2 separate regions of the Homo sapiens genome follow, and region 1 is linked to region 2. A link is a loop called in an ENCODE intact Hi-C map of the cell type or tissue named here. Cell type or tissue: ascending aorta. All regions are shown on one strand. Links, peaks and the distances in the headings refer to the core of each region. The heading gives the core; the rest is flanking DNA.

What was found. A loop is a pair of places that touch in the nucleus more often than their neighbours do. Peaks named below come from ENCODE experiments on the same cell type or tissue, not always from the same donor. Only the 100,000 strongest peaks of a DNase experiment are listed, where the experiment ranks them.
Region 1: a loop joins it to region 2, with 2.0 times the contacts of the local background. A loop is called at or near these places in 4 of 110 quality-filtered maps.

What each region holds. Positions count from the first base shown.
Region 1 is chr7:117,070,534-117,075,923 of GRCh38, reverse strand. The region is part of intron 1 of ST7 (suppression of tumorigenicity 7); the gene reads right to left. It also overlaps a transcript of ST7-AS2 not described here. Among named protein-coding and RNA genes, the nearest start is that of MIR6132, 53 kb to the right of the region's middle. In ascending aorta, for the core only: no CTCF peak of the experiment used is centred there; a DNase peak (open chromatin) is centred at 3,133; H3K4me3 peaks cover 705 bases; H3K27ac peaks cover 1,518 bases.
Region 2 is chr7:117,124,826-117,130,215 of GRCh38, reverse strand. It overlaps ST7 (suppression of tumorigenicity 7), which reads right to left. Exons shown (of 16, transcript NM_001369598.1): 4 at 369-423. The region is part of intron 2 of ST7-AS2 (ST7 antisense RNA 2); the gene reads left to right. Among named protein-coding and RNA genes, the nearest start is that of ST7-AS2, 18 kb to the left of the region's middle. In ascending aorta, for the core only: a CTCF peak has its summit at 2,428 (motif pointing right); DNase peaks (open chromatin) are centred at 623 and 2,455; H3K27ac peaks cover 645 bases.

The DNA of each region.
Region 1 (5,390 bases), core at 80-5,079, 54 kb after region 2:
GCCTAAAGGTAGTTTCCTGAGGAAGGAACTCAAGAGAAATCAAATATAAGTTTCAACTTTTTTAATGCCAGAAGGGTCAATTTCTATGTTTATCAAAAAGAACAGTCTATGGGGCAATTGGGCTGGTTTCAAAATGAGATATCTTGAAATTCTCTTATTTTTGAGAAAGATCAGGATAAATTATTGACTTATGGGAATCCCCTGCAATTTACGAAGCAACTGTTCTAGAAAACTCTAAAGGCAGGGAGATGACAGGATGTATGTTCTTCTCCAGCTCTCTTTTTTCACACTGGTTCAGGCCTCACACAGACAGGCCTGGAAGCAGGAAAAAGTACAATGTGGAGGAGAGCAAACAAACACATCTTTCCATCTCTCACTTCTTCCTGACATCCAGAGGAGTGGATGGCAGGGAAACAATGGGCTGTGCTGAGAGGCTGAACTTCTCAGTCTTCCAATTAGTCCAAATATCTTAATTTGGGAGCAAAGAAACGTGTAGCCACTACATTATCTCGCTCTACCTCCCATTCTAATCCTTCTCTACCTACCTCCACTCCTTTATTTCTGTAGGTACAACTTCTACCATGAAACAAAATAAAAATTGTCACTATGTTAATTGAGTTCAATGGCATATAATATATATTCAAAATAAGAAAAAATAAACCTTTGAACTATGAGTGCTTATGAACTTAAGTAACATTAAGGATACTGGCCATTAGTATAAATTTTCATGAATAGGATATATTTTAATAGATTTGCAATATGTTTTAGAGTAATTATTTTCATCTTTATTCCTCACAAAAATCCTTAGGAAGGAATAAAAATTATCCTCACCATATTAGCATACCACTGGTATCACCTTTATCAACAAAAGAAAGTTTTTAAATATTCAGTTACTTGGATTTAAGCTAGAAAGAATGAACAGCACCCAAAACTACTAAATTCACCCACTAACCCAAATTGTGATAGCATCACATAGTTCAGCTGCAATACTAATTAATTTGAAATTATTCTATGAGATTATACATCTGTACCAAAAAGAATACAAATACAAAAAGGGCACTATTCACCATAGCACCACTGCTTACTGGCCAACAAACCTGTCAACTAACTACAACTCAATGTCTTAGGAGAAGCCAATCACATCTAATTTTGCAGGGGTTCTAAATAGAACACCATTGTTTATGTTGTGGAGTGCTGGTTTCCTTAACTTTACCTGACAGAACTACAAAGATTTAGGAGGTTTAATCTCTCAAAATCTTATTAAAACAAATCCTATTACTCTGCCTCATTATTTGAAGTCACAGTGTATCTAATGACTTTTCTTTTACATGTACTAATCAGGCCTGGCCACCCACAGATATTTGTAAATTGCATTATCTTCTGTCTAACTAGCTCACAGTGTGTGGGGTGAGGGGGGTCGCCATAAACAGTTTCGGTGTGATTTACTTTTCCTAACTGCCAAAGCACTCTCTATGAGGGGGAAAAGATCCGCTATCTAAACAAGATAGTAGCTTGTTTTTGTTTTTCGTTTTTGAGACAGGGTCTCACTCTATTGCCCATGTTGGAGTGCAGTGGCACAATCTCAGCTTACTGCAACCTCCGCCTCCTGGGTTCAAGCGATTCTCCTGCCTCAACCTCCAAAGTAGGTGGGAGTACAGGTGTGCGCCACCACACCTGGCTAATTTTTGTATTTTTAGTAGAGACAGGGTTTCACCATGTTGGCCAGGCTGGTCTCGAACTCCTGGCCTCAAGTGATCCACCCGCCTTGGCCTCCCAACGTGCTGGGATTACAGGTGTGAGCTACCATGCCCAGCCTAGATTAACTGTATCTAGGAAATCATATAACAATATCTAGTTTCTATATTGTTAGAGCACAAACATATAGAACAACCAGTTTAAAGTGACTAGTGTAATTTTTTTCTTAATTTCAAAAGGATTGAGGTCAAAAATCCAATTCCATGATCTGCTAACAATTTTAACTATTATTTTTTCCACAGTGCTTAAAACAATACTTCAAGAAATGTTCAACATTCCACGAGAACAATATCCACGTGAGATGAAAAGAAAAGTCTAAGTTAGTTCCTGATTCCTGGAAGCTGGGAAAGTATGTATTTTATTTGTGTATTTGCTTAACAAACATTTATAGGGCTAATTATAGGCCAGATACTTTTCCACAGATTTCTAAAATATTATTATTAATTCTCATAACTACCCTCTGAGGTATGTACTACTACTGTCCCCCTTTTACAGATGGGGTAACAGGTATAGAGAAGTTAAGGACTTGAGTCATACGAGTAGTGGCAGTAGAAGAAAGAGTTAAACCCGGGTAGTTGGGATCCAAAGTTTGTGGCCCTAACCACTCACACTGCCCTCCACAACAAGCTGCCTCTTTTCAGGAGTACCAGAGACATGTTACCACTTTAGGCAGTTATTATTCAATAATTGTGGACCTTCCTCAGGATAGATGGATGAAAACAAAAGGCAAACAAAGTATATCTGTCCCTATAAAGTATGCCTAAGGTGTTTGTGTCATTCATCTGAACAGAGTTCTACACTACCATGTCCCAAAGTTCCTTTCACTAACATATTATGTAATATACTATGATTTGAATTTTCCTTAATATACCATGAATGGTTTTTTATTTCTAAATCTATCTCATTCATTTAATACTCCACAGTACTAGATTGTGTAGAGGCCTACAGATGTGGTTAAATAGTCTATTGATTTCTTCAGTTGTTATTATTCAGTTGTTATTACTGATTTTATTCTGCCTTTTTTACAGGTCTCATTCCAGTAACTACTTAATACCCCCTGTCAGTCTCCTTCAAAGGCTGAAGCCAGCCTCTGACTGAAGCGCAGCCGCAATGTTTCCTGTCTGGTGCCAGCACAGCTTGCCTGGACTTCTGAAAATTGCAAGCGCTTGCTCCTTGCTAGTCACCACACTCCCCCTTTCTTAGTTGCAGACTCCCTCTTGCTGTGGTTTACCAGGTGCCCTTATTGCCCCTCATGCTTGTGTGCCACTTTGGACTTAATCTGGCACACTTAACTCCCTTCATCTACGCCTGAAGCTGGACAAGCTGAAGTGACTGCGTCACTTTCTCAATTCTGGCTCCTGCCCACCGACCTTGCTCTGCTAGGAGGAATTAGCTCTGCCTGGCCAGAACCCAAGAAGTGACAAATCAAACTCGCTCAATAGGTGGTAATTAAACTTCTGGCTCTAAAGCCCAGAATAGGTTGTCAATGGGATTTCACAGTGGCTCCCTGACACTAAGCAAGGATGTATTTCTACATCTAGTTTTAAATCTTAAACTCTAATAGGATTCTCAGAAAAGACAGTAAAGACTAAGGCCAAAAAAAGTTGTTTAAAGGGGAAAATGACAGTAAGTACAAAAGATAATCTGGGGAAGACCTGGCAATTCTGAAATCAAAACATCTGTTACTAAGTGGATCATGACTGCTTAGTTTCTAGGTGAGCTGAATAAAAATACTAACTGAACAATGATGTAGGTCGTTGTCAAATCTAATCAATTTCTTGTTTGTTTGTTTGTTTTTTTCCATCAGTCTAGAATCTTTAAGTAAGCCATTCAGAAGATGTGATACTATAGAATGATACCAACTGAGGAATAGAGTGGAGAGGAAGGGCTGAAGATGACTTCAGAAAAAGGCCTGAGGCGTGACAAATGTTGATCTCACTCACTGATCTATGCTGTATTTCTTTTAAGAATGTATTAATATAAATGTCCTTTTCTTCCCACATCCAATCCCTATTACTACACCAAATACTTGTTCCTCTAGGAAATGTGAAGTTGAAAAAAATTTCCCCCATTAAATGAGAATTATTCTGCTTATGACATTAGGATATATGCTCTCGCTTTAAAAATAGGAGGCTGTTGAATTCATCATTTGAGTATATTAAATAGACTGTGGAAGAGTATTATCCTCCTGGAAACCTCTTATCCCTCACTCTTATACCACGAGGGATTGCCAGTTAGGTCTAATGACCAATAATATCCACAGCCATAGGTAATCAGAAGAGTTTCTGGTTTCTCTAAAGTGGAAAATAAATTGCTGCCAAGGCAAACCAAATAGCATAGAGTTTTGTATGATCTGCCTCTAATGCTTCTCTGTGTAAACATGCTAACTAATGACATCTGGAGAACAAGCTATGTCATGCAGCTTCCTCAGTGATAACTTTTTAAACACCTGGTTAGAGATCTTTATCCAAGGGTGTAACTGAGTTACCGCACTCCTCAGCCCTAAGCCACCTTGTCAGTTTACCCCAGTGTGCCATACAAATATTACTTTCTATACATGCCATGATATGGAAAAGGTTCGGAAGGCCTGAATTAATATTTATCAAATATCTTACTTTGGCAAAGCCCATATTTTCATATGGTGTCTTTGAAGAATAAAAACATGTTTGAGCTGGAAAGATCCCAGATAACTTTTTCCCAAATGGGACTCCTTCAAGTGTAAGTTCCATAGAATATTAAATGTTAAATTAATTGGGAGAAGGAATTTGAGAAATACTGGGTTAAAGTTTAAAAGTTTTTTTTTTTAAGTGCAGGATGTCTAAGACATTTGGATATGCTGAATGCAGTGTCATTCTCTAGCAGGAGGGTGTAATACAAATTAGTATTTATTTAAAGATGGAGCTTTTAGAATATAGTTTGTTTTGTTTTTGTTTTTGTTTTTGTTTTGAGACGGAGTCTCGCTCTGTCGCCCAGGCTGGATGGAGTCCAGTGGCGCGATCTCGGCTCACTGCAAGCTCCGCCTCCCGGGTTCACGCCATTCTCCTGTCTCAGCCTCCCGAGTAGCTGGGACTACAGGCGCCCGCCACCACGCCCGGCTAATTTTTTGTGTTTTTAGTAGAGAGGGCGTTTCACCGTGTTAACCAAGATGGTCTCGATCTCCTGACCTCATGATCCACCCGCCTTGGCCTCCCAAAGTGCCGGGATTACAGGCTGGAATATAGTTTTTTAGATGGTGGTGAAATGCACAAAAAATGCACATAACATAAAATTTACCATCTTAATCATTTCTAAGTGTACAATTTACTACTGTTAAACATGCTCACATTGGCCGGGCGCGGTGGCTCACGCCTATAATCCCAGCACTTTGGGAGGCCGAGGCGGGCGGATCACAAGGTCAAGAGATTGAGACCTTCCTGGCTAACACCGTGAAACCCCGTCTCTACTAAAAATACAAAAAGAAATTAGCAGGGCATGGTGGCGGGCGCCTGTAGTCCCAGCTACTCCGGACGCTGAGGCAGGAGAATGGCGTGAACCCGAGAGGCGGAGCTTGCAGTGAGCCGAGATCGCGCCACTGCATCCAGCCTGGGCGATAGAGCAAGACTTGTCTCAAAAACAAACAAACAAACAAACAAACA
Region 2 (5,390 bases), core at 104-5,103:
TCCTAAAGCTATGAAAATTCTAATTTGCCTAATTACTTTGCTAAACTAAATTCCAACATAACTTCTGCGACATCTCTATAACCATATTCCAGGTAAGCTTCAAAATGTTTTCAATGTATAGTATATATTGAAAAGAATAACTGTTAATACAAAAACTCTAAAAACTACACATTTTTGTACATTATCCCAAATCTAGTGCTAAAATATTTATAAAACAGAAAAATCAAAACATTTGAAGATAGTATTAAAAAATGGACGCACTACATAGACTGTTACAATGACCCCTAAATGAACCAGCAAAAACATTTGCTGCTGTCTTTGCTCTCTGAACCAGACCCATTTGTTTCCCAAGCTGTCAAAATGCTTACCGATTGTATTCAGCACCCCTAAATAAATTTAGTGGATTTCGCCATACTTTGCATTCTGCAACAAAGAGAAATATGAAAATGTTACGCGTAAGTTCAGTGACACTACAAGCTAATTAATTCAGCAAAACACCCTTCCTGCCATTTGATAAGATAATTCTATTCACTACCCTTTACATGGGAAGCAATGTGGAAAAACTCTGGGTGGTTAATCACAAAATGTGGCTCAGGCTCCGGGACTTTGGAAAGTTTTGCCTAATCTCTCTGGGCCTGAGTTTCCTCACTTGCCAAATCAAGATGCATGCCAAAATCAGCTAGTTCATAACTCCTAAAATTATTTCAAGAGGTCCAAACTGATTCTATGAATTTACTTCTAAAACCTTATAGATAAAAGTATAGGCAGAAGTAAAACTATTTTCTGTCAGTCTAAAACATACCTCATAATAACGTTGTACATGACAAGACAAACTATAGAGTATAATATGCAAACAGCCTTATAGTCTTAATTTGGGTTCATGCTAACAGTGATTTTATGATAATTTACCAGTTTGCTTTTGCCTTACAGGAAAGGAATAAGAAAATTAATAAGATTACCATATTGTAGGAAGAAATGCAATTAAAAGAAATTGTCTCAAAGCATTTTAATATCATTTACTTGCACAGATACATATACTAATCATCATACTAATATCATCATGTTAGCACATCCTAATAGGTCATACCTCTTTATTATACCAGGACCACAGAAATTTAGAACAAAAGGACTTTAACTTAGAAAAGCCAAGCATTAACTTTAAGACTGTGTTATAATGGTAAGCATATGACTAATAAACTACAATTCTTTTAAAACAGTCTATGATTAAGACTTTCTACTGATTCAGAATACTAGATTTTGGATGAATAAGATTTTATTATAAAAAAATCAGTTAATAGTATTCAAAACATCTATGTGCGTGTGCAACCAGCAAAAACCACATCCAACAACATATGTACAAAAAAGTGAGCAATTATTGCAGAAATCCAAAGGACATTGAAGGCCACGTGGTGATTCATTAGGATCCTACCCTCAGTCCTGTACATTCAACATCCATCCATCCACTGAGCATTAATTTGAGCACCCACTGGAGGAAATAAGTAAACCATCAATTTCAACACAGTGTGATAATGGAGAACACAAAGCACTCTGGGAACATGTGTGTAATCTCAACAAATATTTGTTAAAATAGTAAAGGATATACACATAACAGGAATACGTGTTTTCATTTAAAGAAGATGTACTTATTTCTAAATTAGGGCAGGATCCCACTTAAAATTTACACAATATTTATAAATAATGGCCCTAAATTTTTTGTCACTTAGCTTAACTTGCCATTTAGAAAATGATCTTTGTCCACTTAATTTAGCATCTCTGAATTTTGTTCTTGTGAAACTGAGATTTGATGGCTGTCACTTCATATGGCATTAACTACAAAATTATGCTTCCTGTAATTATTTTTTCTCCCCTTAGAGGAATCACTAACACCTTGACTCCAGATCATGGCTTGAAACACACTGGTGAGCTCAATAACCATAATCCCTGCTCTTATGGCTATTATAACTACCTGGACCTCACCACTGCCAACCCCTGCTCAGAGAATCTCTTTTAAGATTCAAAGTGCTCTTCTTAAAGCTTCATGAATATTGCAAGATCTGTATCTAGCACAAAATAAACATGAATATAGATTTATGGATAAGGATCCTCGTGGTAGAATTATTTACTATAAAACAAGGACATTTGGGGAGATGCTTCTCCTCCACAGAATCTCATCTGAAATATTAGTAAAAAGGCTAGGGCAAATATTTTGTCTCCAACAAATACATCATCATACTACCTGGAAGGATAAACACTGTTTAAACATCAATTGACAAATCACAAAGAAAACTGTTTTCAATTAAAATTTCGACTCTATTATATATCAGATGCAATTGAAATTATTTCTAAACAAAAAATAACTCCAAAGATAAATCATGTATATACCTAAAGTATTCACTGAGCAGTATCTAAAGATGCTCTTTATTTAAGAAGTGTCACAATACAGCCAGCAGGGGGTGCAGCAAACATTGTGAAATATTGCTTTTATGACTTCCATTAGAGAACTGAGCTTAAAAAGAAATCTGTGTTAACATTGGTGTCATATATGTGTGCTGCATTCAGTTTAACTATCCCTAAAACTTAGAAAAAAGGATCTAAGTAATTGTAACAGATGTAAACTGTTCTAAGTGAGAATAAAACATGTAATGAAGAAGTATCTAAGAAATGTCTTCATTAGTTATGCCCTTTAAATTGAAGGTGCAAGACAGGTATATTTTTATTTTAAGAAACAAGCAACCTAGAGGTCACACATGAGCACATGTCAAAGTTGTGCTTTAAAATTAGGCCACAGCTATGTTAATTTCTTCTTTGTCCCTCTGTTCCATAATCTTATCTTGTCTGCAAAAACTCAATCTAGAATCACTCTAGGTAACATACCTCATAAATATCAGGCTATGTGATGGTTTAGTGATAGAGACAAAGGATGTAAATGCCAAGCATATTAGAATATGAAGATTTAAGTCAGGAAGTACTTAGATCTCTAGAGGGTAAGAGTTTCTTATGTGTTCCTTTAAGGAATAAATTCCTTATTTCAAATCAGATTTAAAATTTTACCTCCAAAAAGGAATTTTCCATTCTCCATTAACATCAACAATTTTAATGCCCTCAAGATGCACTAGAAGTTGATTGGGACTTCATCATGAACTTGCTAATATCAATAATAATATAGTTAAAAATATACCCTTGATACAACAAACATGCTCTCTATAGTTCCATATGCAGCAATTCACAGTGCAGTCTCTACTCACAAGTGCTGACAGAAATGTTCCATCCTTAGCACACATGCAAGAATGAAATTCAAGAAAAAGGGCAGCAGCAAATATTGAATAGCACTTGCTTAGTTCCCAAAGTCTGCGGAAGAGATTCCCTACTTTGTCATAATGAGATCATTACAAGCTTCTTTGTGAGAGACAAAGAACCTAAAGAATAATGTTTACTATCTACAGCTAAGTACTTCTAAAAGCAAGCTCTAATCCTTTTTTTTCAGCCCTCCCTCTCACTATTCCCTACTAAAACCTTCCATCACAATCATACTTATTTATTTCATGTCTTTTCATACTCTTCTACTCTTCTGCAATGCCCACCCCATCACTCATAAGACTGTGTGGTTTAAACATGTATTGAGTGGGTAATTATGCATTAATCTCTCAATTAGGCCATGGGTTACAAAAAAAGATAATAGCTTATGTCTTAGAGGAACATTTAGCCTTGGCAGAAAAGTGAAAAGGGTATTGAACTAACTGGCACCCACCTGAAGAAGCTCTACAGAGGGAATAAATATTCTGAGAGAACCACAGACTTTTCCCTTTGTCACAATACTCAAGAGAAGAGAACTCAATTCTCATAAAACAAACAAAAAAAAGGCTCTATAGTCACAGAGCTTTTAATCACACAGAAAGAAAATATTATTCTACACCCAATTTAACTCTGAAAACTTTTTTCTAAAATTAAAAAAAAGATAGAAAATCCCTAGTCATGGGGACTTCAAAAATTATAAATTGCTAATTCAAGGCCCAGAAGGGTTTCTTATACTAAAAAGTTACCACATCTTCCCAGAATCTAAAGTATGGATAAGCATGACAATGTTATTACAAACAGTAGTAGCAGCAACTTTTGTTGTTGCTATGAGCTTGATTTTCATGGATCCTTTCTGTAAAGGGGCTTAAAGCTCGATTTATCTACATTCCTTACATACATTAGTTAGGGGTATATATTACACCCTTTTTACATAAGTAAAAAGTACAGAAAAGCTAATTTCCCTAAGGTCTATGGTAAATGAGATTAAGGCCTGGTGTCCAGACTGCCCGACTCTTATCCATTACATGCAACAAACCTGTTAAACCCTGCAACATCATATTTTGGAAATATTGTGAATCCATCAGTTAGATTTTTCACTAAAGAAACAATTTTTAAAAACTCCCCTGGAAAAACATTAGGAACTTTTTAACACTTTTAAACACTTTAGTTTCAAAGTACAACAGAAAAGGGTGCTAGCTAAAGTTTCATTGGCTTGTATTATAAAATTAACCCCAAGCCAGTCAATTTCTGACAAGTGATTGTGCATATGTTTATTAGCTTTGATATCTCAGAAATGAATACCCAATTCTCTACATTATTCAGATCAATTTAAAGCAATCATTATTAGTAAAAATATCCATATTCTTAAATAATTAAGCTTTAACTGTTTCATAACTTCAAAATGTTATTTTGAAACAATGATTAGAAGTAAAGGCACAAAAATATGTAGGTAGCTTTCAATTCAACAAATATGTTACTATCTCAAATTCTTTATGAAATAACAAAAGATATAAGTAAATGTGAATTTTAAGACCATTATTTTGGCCTCCTATTCAAGATAATGTACCACTTTCTTCAAGAATACTGTCGAGATGGTTAAATCTGTAACAGCATCTGTCATGCACTTCTCATTGGTCATTTTTCACCTAAGTCAACCAACCCTACCAAATAATGTGGAAATTATGAAATAACTTTACTAAGTAAGTGTTCACTAGCTACTAAAACTATTTTAGGTATTATCATCATTTAACTGGAGACCTAATTTGTACTAGAGCACAAATTTTAGTGTCAAAGGATTTTAAAAAGATGTGAAAAACACTGGCTAAGATAATCACTTTCAACACATCCATTAGATTTTGGTGAGTTTACCCTCATTAAGACTATTAGAGAGCAGCCCGAAAGGTCCTTGACATGTAGCATTTTGCAGTTTTGCTGAGGGATATATTTGAAATGAAAGCACTGAATGGCCTGGATATAAAGAGTCACTCAGCTAGTGAGTAAGCCCGGCTGACCACAAAGCCATACCTCCAAGTGACTGCCATTCTCCACAGTCGTATTTGTAGAGAAATCAGCTCATCTGGGCACACTGCCAAATG